Regions from separate parts of the Homo sapiens genome. Here region 2 is linked to region 1. The links are chromatin contacts, found by Hi-C in ENCODE. All regions are on one chromosome and are shown on one strand. The core of a region is the stretch at or near the end of the contact, and the rest is flanking DNA. Distances in the headings are between cores, read along the strand shown.

Region 1 (3,370 bases), core at 492-2,991:
AAATTTAGTGTATCGATTATCAAAGTATAATTAGCTGAATATAATTATTTGTTTATGAGATGATACTAAATTCAGTTCCCATAGATACTGGTGGTGATTTACTTTTTAAAAAGAGTTTTTCTTGTTATGTGCTTAAATCCACACCCGAAATGTAGCCATAATTTAGTTCAAGATTGTTTATGCCACAGTCTGGAAAACACCTGAAGTAATTGAGATTTTTGAGTGGTTGTGAATGGATTTTAGAATCATGTGTTGAACAGTGACATCACTAAATTAGCCATAGTAATGTTACTGTTTCACATTGAGGGTTTCAGGTGTGATGCTTTTCAGTTTTTTGTTTTTGTTTAGATAACTATTTTAGGGTTTGAGTTATAGTTATGCAAATTTACATTACGGTAATGCAAATATACCTTCCAAACTTGTGTCAATATGTATTAGACGCTAAAATGCCCTCCCCTCCCATCTCTGTTTCCCTCAAATTATTCATTTGTGGTTAAACTAATTTTAAACTCCGGAAAAGTGGTTAAGCCAAAAAAGGTCAGATCCTGGAAGAAAAAGCTCTGACCTTTTAAAAAGAGTGTTGGAAAAGTATTTGACGGTCATTTTCATAAGCTAAATGTACTGTGAGGTTTGTGTTTGAGTAGCTTTTAAGGTTTTCTGGATTATGTGGTTGAATTTTAAGGAGGAACTTAGTAAAAATGAGTTGGGAAAATTAACCTGTTACATTCTACCTTCCTTTTGCTATGTATAGTAGATCTACATGTGAGAAGTCATTTGCAAACAGCATTTGTTAGGTGTCTTTTCTAAGTATTTTTTATGCCTACAAAGTCTGGGAAAAGACCATTTTCAGATTTCAGATAATATTTCAGATAAATAATGATCAGATCAGTAGATACTGTCTTTCAGATCTATCAGAACACAGTATTTCCAGAATATAATTTTACATCACAGTCATCATTTATAATGACATTGATGACCAGTACTATTATTATTTTAAAGAGAAAGATATATATACACATACACATAAAGTCATGCATTGCTTAAAGACAGTGATAGATTCTGATAAATGCATCATTATGCTATTTCCTTTTGCGAACATCATAGGGTGTACTTGCATAAATCTAGATGGTATAGCCTACTACACACCTCAGCTGTATGGTATAGCCTTTTTTGTTCCTAGGCTGCAAACCTGTACAGCATGCTACTGTACTGAATACTGTAGGCAGTTATAACACAATGGTATTTGTGTAAACGTAGAAACATTCTAAACATAGAAAAGGTACAGTAAAAATGTGGTATAAAAGATAAAAAATGGTATACCTGTATAAAGCACTTACCATAAATGGGGCTTGCAGGACTGGAAGTTGCTCTCGGTGAGTCAGTGAGTGAGTGGTGAGTGAATGTGTGAAAGTCCTAGGATACTACTGTGGATTTAATAAACATTGTATTCTTAGGCTGCCCTGAATTTATAAAAGATATTTTTCTTAAGTAATAAATTAACCTTAACATACTATAACTTTATAAACTTCTAAATTTTTTAAACCTTTGACTACAATTACAGTTTAAAATACAAATACATTATACAGCTGTACAGAAATATTTTCTTTATATCCTTATTCTATAAGCTCTTTTCTGTTTTCGAACTTTTCTATTTAATTTTTACTTCTGAGTCCTTTTTGTTGAAGACAAACACACACATTAACCTAGGCCTGCACAGGGTCCAGATCATCAGTTTCATCTTCTTTCACCTCCACAGCTTGGCCCACTGCCAGGTCTTCATGGGCAAGGGCTGTATGGCTTACCAGTGTGTCTCCAGCACAGTGTCTGATACCACAGAAAGATAGGAACTACTGCATTAATAATAGCAGATTCTTGAGCATGTATTACATGACAGACACCTACAAATATTTGTTGTTCAAGCGAAAGAATTTATTCTATCAAACTCAGAATTTTCGCTCTAGAATAATCCTTCGTGGTTTTTTTTTGTTTTTTTTTTTTTTCGGGGGGGTGGGGGACGGAGTCTCACTCTGTTGCCCAGGCTGGATTGCAGTGGCACGATCTCGGCTCAATGCACCCTCCGCCTCCTGGTTTCAAGTGATTCTCCTGCCTCAGTCTCCCGAGTAGCTGGGATTACAGGTGCCCGCCACCACACATGGCTAATTTTTTTTTTTGTATTCTTAGTAGAGATGGGGTTTCACCGTGTTGGCCAGGCTGTTCTCAAACTGCTGACCTCAGGTGATCCACTTATCTCGGCCTCCCAAAGTGTTGAGATTACAGGCATGAGCCACCGCGTCCTGAATCCTTTTTTTTTTTTTTTTTGAAACAGAGTCTCACTCTGTTGCCCAGGCTGGAGTACAGTGGCTTGGCTCACTGCAACCTCCATCTCCAGGGTGTGAGCAATTCTCATGTCTCAGCCTCCCGAGTAGCAGGTAATACAAGTGTGTGCCACCACGCCCAGCTAATTTGTGTATTTTTAGTAAAGATTGAGTTTTGCCATGTTGACCAGGCTGATCTCGAACTCCTGATCTCAAGTGATCTGCCTGCCTTGGCCTCCCAAAGTGCTGGAATTACAGACGTGAGCTACTGTGCCTGGCCTAGAATAATCTTAGAAGTCCTCATGGATGAGTAAATATGGATGGTGAAAAGCTTAAATGAGAATGTCTTGTCTGATTTTCATTCCACTTTTAATTTGAATATACCATTTCCTTTCCCCCCTCATTGTATATGTCTCTACTTTTTTGTTCTTTACTTTATTCATAGTTCTAATTTCTACTCACTGCCCCATCTTTTCCTTCTTCTCTATCTAGCTCTTACCATCTGTCATCACTGCTTTTCCCACTATCATGATCACTCACTCTAGCAGCAACCAAATTTAACTTTGGGGATGGAGCAGTAGTGCTGGAGAGGCCAAATGGTATGAGTAAAAGAATACAGCTTTTGGAGTCAGCTAGATTTTCATCTTTATGTGGTCTTTGGTGAAAGTACTTAATCCCCAAATCTCTCTTTCCTAACTATGAAATGAAGGTGAAAATATTACTTACCTGTAAGGGAATCTACCTGATAATAATGGAATAAAATGCTGACTTCCACCACAGAGTTCTTGGGGAGGCTTTTTATGTGGAAAGACATTAGACTTCATTACTCTGAATTCTGGATTTGTATCTCCTAGCCATATAGACTGAATGACTGTAGAATCCAACATAATGCTTTTAATATTGGCATAACTTCCTTAGTTTAAGTTATATGATGAGATGTAGAAACTCAATAAAAGGTAAAATTATTCTTTGTGTTATGAAGTATGTTTAGAGGTTTCTTTTAAGAGGTCTTATTTTGCTACTCTGCTTCAACTATAGTTTTTGTTCATTTAGTT
Region 2 (3,370 bases), core at 272-2,771, 320 kb after region 1:
TAACTATATTAATTGTAATAATCATAATTAATTAATTGTATCTGCAATGACTGTATTTCCATATAAGGACATACTCTGAGTTGCTGGGGGTTAGGACTTCAACATAGGAATTTTCGGGGGATACGATGCAACCCATAATAGCAAATGTTGTGAATAAAACTGTAAAAAGCACCCCTCCTTTTTCCCTAACAAATGAAGGCTTTGTCACTTGGTTTTCTGTCTTCTCTCCACCCTGGTTCTGCCGTCTTCCTGGGTGCCTTCAGCATGCGCTTGATGGCCTGTCCTCTTGGTGCCCCACATGTGGCCACTCCCCCACTTTGTCATGTGTCCCCCACCCCGCCCCACCAACTTGATGCAGTGTCATTGCCAAGATTCTTAATATGCATGTTCCTCTCTCTTGCTACACGTTTTTTTTTAACCATTCCAGCTGCCTGATCAGCTACTTCCACTAAAACCATCTCTGGCCCTCGGAACCCCCTGTTCATTCATTCTTTAACCTTTTCCTCATCCATTGGTCTCTCCTTATTTCTCTCCATATGTACCTTAGATTCCTTGGTTCCTCAACATTAGGTCTTACCAAATCATCTCCCCGTCCCTCGGCAAATTTGTCAAAACCCCAACTCTGGACGAACTCAACAATACATTTTCTCTGTACCTGTACCCAGGTATCCCAGGAGGTCAGAGAAAACCACACAATAGGGCAGATAAGAATCCTGATAAACTCATAAGATACCAGCCTTGAATGGGGGCTCCATCCTGCCGAGCAATCCTACCGTATTTCCCTGGCCAGGATGTTCTCCTGTGCTCTTAATGACTATTTTGAACTTTCTTTACTATTTTGGAAATTCTAAAGCCTCATCAATACCTGTCTTTTCAGAAGAGAACCCTGATTCTTTTCTAAGAAAATTAAAGCATTTAGACTAGAACCCTTCAACGTTCTGCTCCCAAATCAATATACCTGACTGAATACCTCATTCCTTCCTCCCAGCCTCATTCCCTCTCTTTGCACTTAGAGGAGGTGTTTGTGTTCTTGGCCAAGCCTCATCTTTCTATCTGTGTTCTGGATTGCATCTCCTCCCACTTCTGAGAGATGTCTCAATATTGATTATTCTTTCCTGCTCTAAATTTCCCCCCTCCCAGTTCATTCCTATCATCATTTCTATATGCTTGAGCTTCTACCGTATTTATAGAAGAAATGAATTTCTCTTAATCTCACATTTGTCTTTCAGTTACCACCTGATCTCTTTTTTCTTCTACACCAAATTCCTTGAAAGAAGTGTATACAATAATTAGCCGAGTATTTCTTTTTAGCTACTAAAACATGTGATTTATTCTACCCACATATAAGGGTTACATTTTCATAGCTGAGTTTTAAAAAATTGTGGTGAAATACACATAACAAAAAATTTTACCATCATAACTATTTTTGAGTAAACAGTTCAGCCGTATTAAGTGTATTCACATTACTGTGCAACTGATCTCCGGAATTCTTTTCATCTTGCAGAACTGAAACTCTATACCCATGAAGCAACAAGTTTCCCTTCCCCATTTCTCCAGCCGCTGGCAGCCACCATTCTGCTTTCTCTCTCTGATTTGACTGCTCTGGATACTTCATGTAAATGGACTCTTACAGTATTTGTCTTTTTGTGATTGGCTTATTTCACTTAGCTTAATGTCCTCAAGGCTCATCCGTGTTGTGGCATGTGTCAAAGTTTTCTTTTTTGGAGCTAATATTCCATAGTAGTGTACACACACACACACACACACACACACACACACACACACGTATATTTCTTTTCTTTTCTTTTTTTTTCTTTTTTTTTGAGATGGAGTCTCACTCTGTCGCCCAGGCTGGAGTGAAGTGCCAAGGCTCACTGCAAGCTCCACCTCCCAGGTTCACACCATTCTCCTGCCTCAGCCTCCTGAGTAGCTGGGACTACAGGCGCTCACCACCACGCCCGGCTAATTTTTTGTATTTTTAGTAGAGATGGGGTTTCACCGTCTTAGCCAGGATGGTCTTGATCTCCTAACTTTGTGATCCTTCCGCCTCAGCCTCCTAAAGTGCTGGGATTACAGCATGAACCACCGTGCCCGGCTGTATATACACTACATTTCTACATTTTGTGTATCCATTCGCTCATCAGTGATGGACACTTGGGTTGCTTCTGTCTTTTTGCTATTGTAAATAGTGCTGCTGTGAACATGGATGTACACATATCTCTTCAGGGCCCTGCTTTTAATTCATTTGGGTACACACCCAGAAGTGGGATTACTGGATTATGTGGTAATTCTATTTTTAATGTTTTAGGAAGTTCCGTACTGTTTTCATAGTAGCTATACAATTTTACATTCCCACAAACAGCACTTAAAGATTCTAATTTCTCTACATCCTTGCTAACAGTTATTATTTTGTATTTCTCTCTTTTTCCAGTAGTGGCCATTCTAATGGGATAAAGTGGTATCTCACTGTGGTTTTGATTTGCAGTTCCCTAATGATTAGTGGTATTGAGCATCTTTTCATGTGCTTGTTAGCTATTTGTATATCTTCTTTGCAGAAATATCTATTCTTTGTTCATTTTTTAATAGGGTCTTTTGTTCTATTTTGTTGAGCGTAACTAGCCCAATTTTTTCATTTCCTCTTCACTCCTCAATGCATTCAACTTTGTATCCTGCTAATATCATATTAACAAAATAGTAGGTATCTCCACATCATCATGTGTGATGGGCATTTTCAGCCTTCATTTCATACTCTCAGCATTTGACCTGGCTGATCTCTCCTTTCCTTCTCCACACTGGCTTCATTGATGGCAGCTGACTTCCCCTCATGGCCCTGCCTTCTTTTCAGGCTGCTCTTCCTGCTTGTCCTCTTCAGCAGACTTCTCCATCCTGTTCTCCTTCACAGTTTGCTCTCAGGTCTCCTTCACACTCTGCTCTTGCCTGGAGATCTCACCCTTGCTCATGGCTGTTGCCAGCTACAAGTGCCATTTGCATTCCAATGACTCCAAACTTTAAATTTGTAGATCAGCTTGCTTCTCTGAATTCCAGATGCAAATGATCTCATTGCCCATTAACATTCCCACTTGCACTTCTTAAGGACACTCTTCATGTTCAAACCTAAACCTTTGGTCTGTCTCTGAAAGCTGCTCCTCCTTGATTTCACACATCAGTAAAAGGCACTGTTACCTGCCTGGTCACCAGGACCCTCAGACTATGACCTCTTTCTCTTCCTCCTTTCGTTTCCATGTCCTGAGGATTTCAACTCTTAAATATATGGAATATCTCTTACATACATCCACTTTTATCAACTCCTGTCCGTCTGTCAGAGGCGTTTGAACCAGAGCTACTCCGTCTTGAATAGGGGCTGGGTAAA

Evidence for each region. A loop is a pair of places that touch in the nucleus more often than their neighbours do. Pooled maps may share reads with other maps.
Region 2: a loop to region 1 is called in a pooled map, with 5 times the contacts of the local background. The contact joins two enhancer-like sites. A Hi-C loop is called at or near these places in 2 of 168 maps with a recorded cell type or tissue (heart left ventricle and heart right ventricle), 1 of 37 single-sample maps with no recorded cell type and 6 of 50 pooled maps.

Annotation. Positions count from the first base shown.
Region 1 is chr6:163,437,355-163,440,724 of GRCh38, forward strand. The region is part of intron 1 of QKI (QKI, KH domain containing RNA binding); the gene reads left to right. Among named protein-coding and RNA genes, the nearest start is that of QKI, 24 kb to the left of the region's middle. Within about 2 kb of position 1,742, at least 5 of the 41 ENCODE cell types and tissues checked have a DNase peak (open chromatin) inside an H3K27ac peak, as active enhancers do.
Region 2 is chr6:163,754,735-163,758,104 of GRCh38, forward strand. The region is part of intron 1 of LOC124901499 (a long non-coding RNA gene); the gene reads left to right. Among named protein-coding and RNA genes, the nearest start is that of QKI, 340 kb to the left of the region's middle. Within about 2 kb of position 1,522, at least 4 of the 41 ENCODE cell types and tissues checked have a DNase peak (open chromatin) inside an H3K27ac peak, as active enhancers do.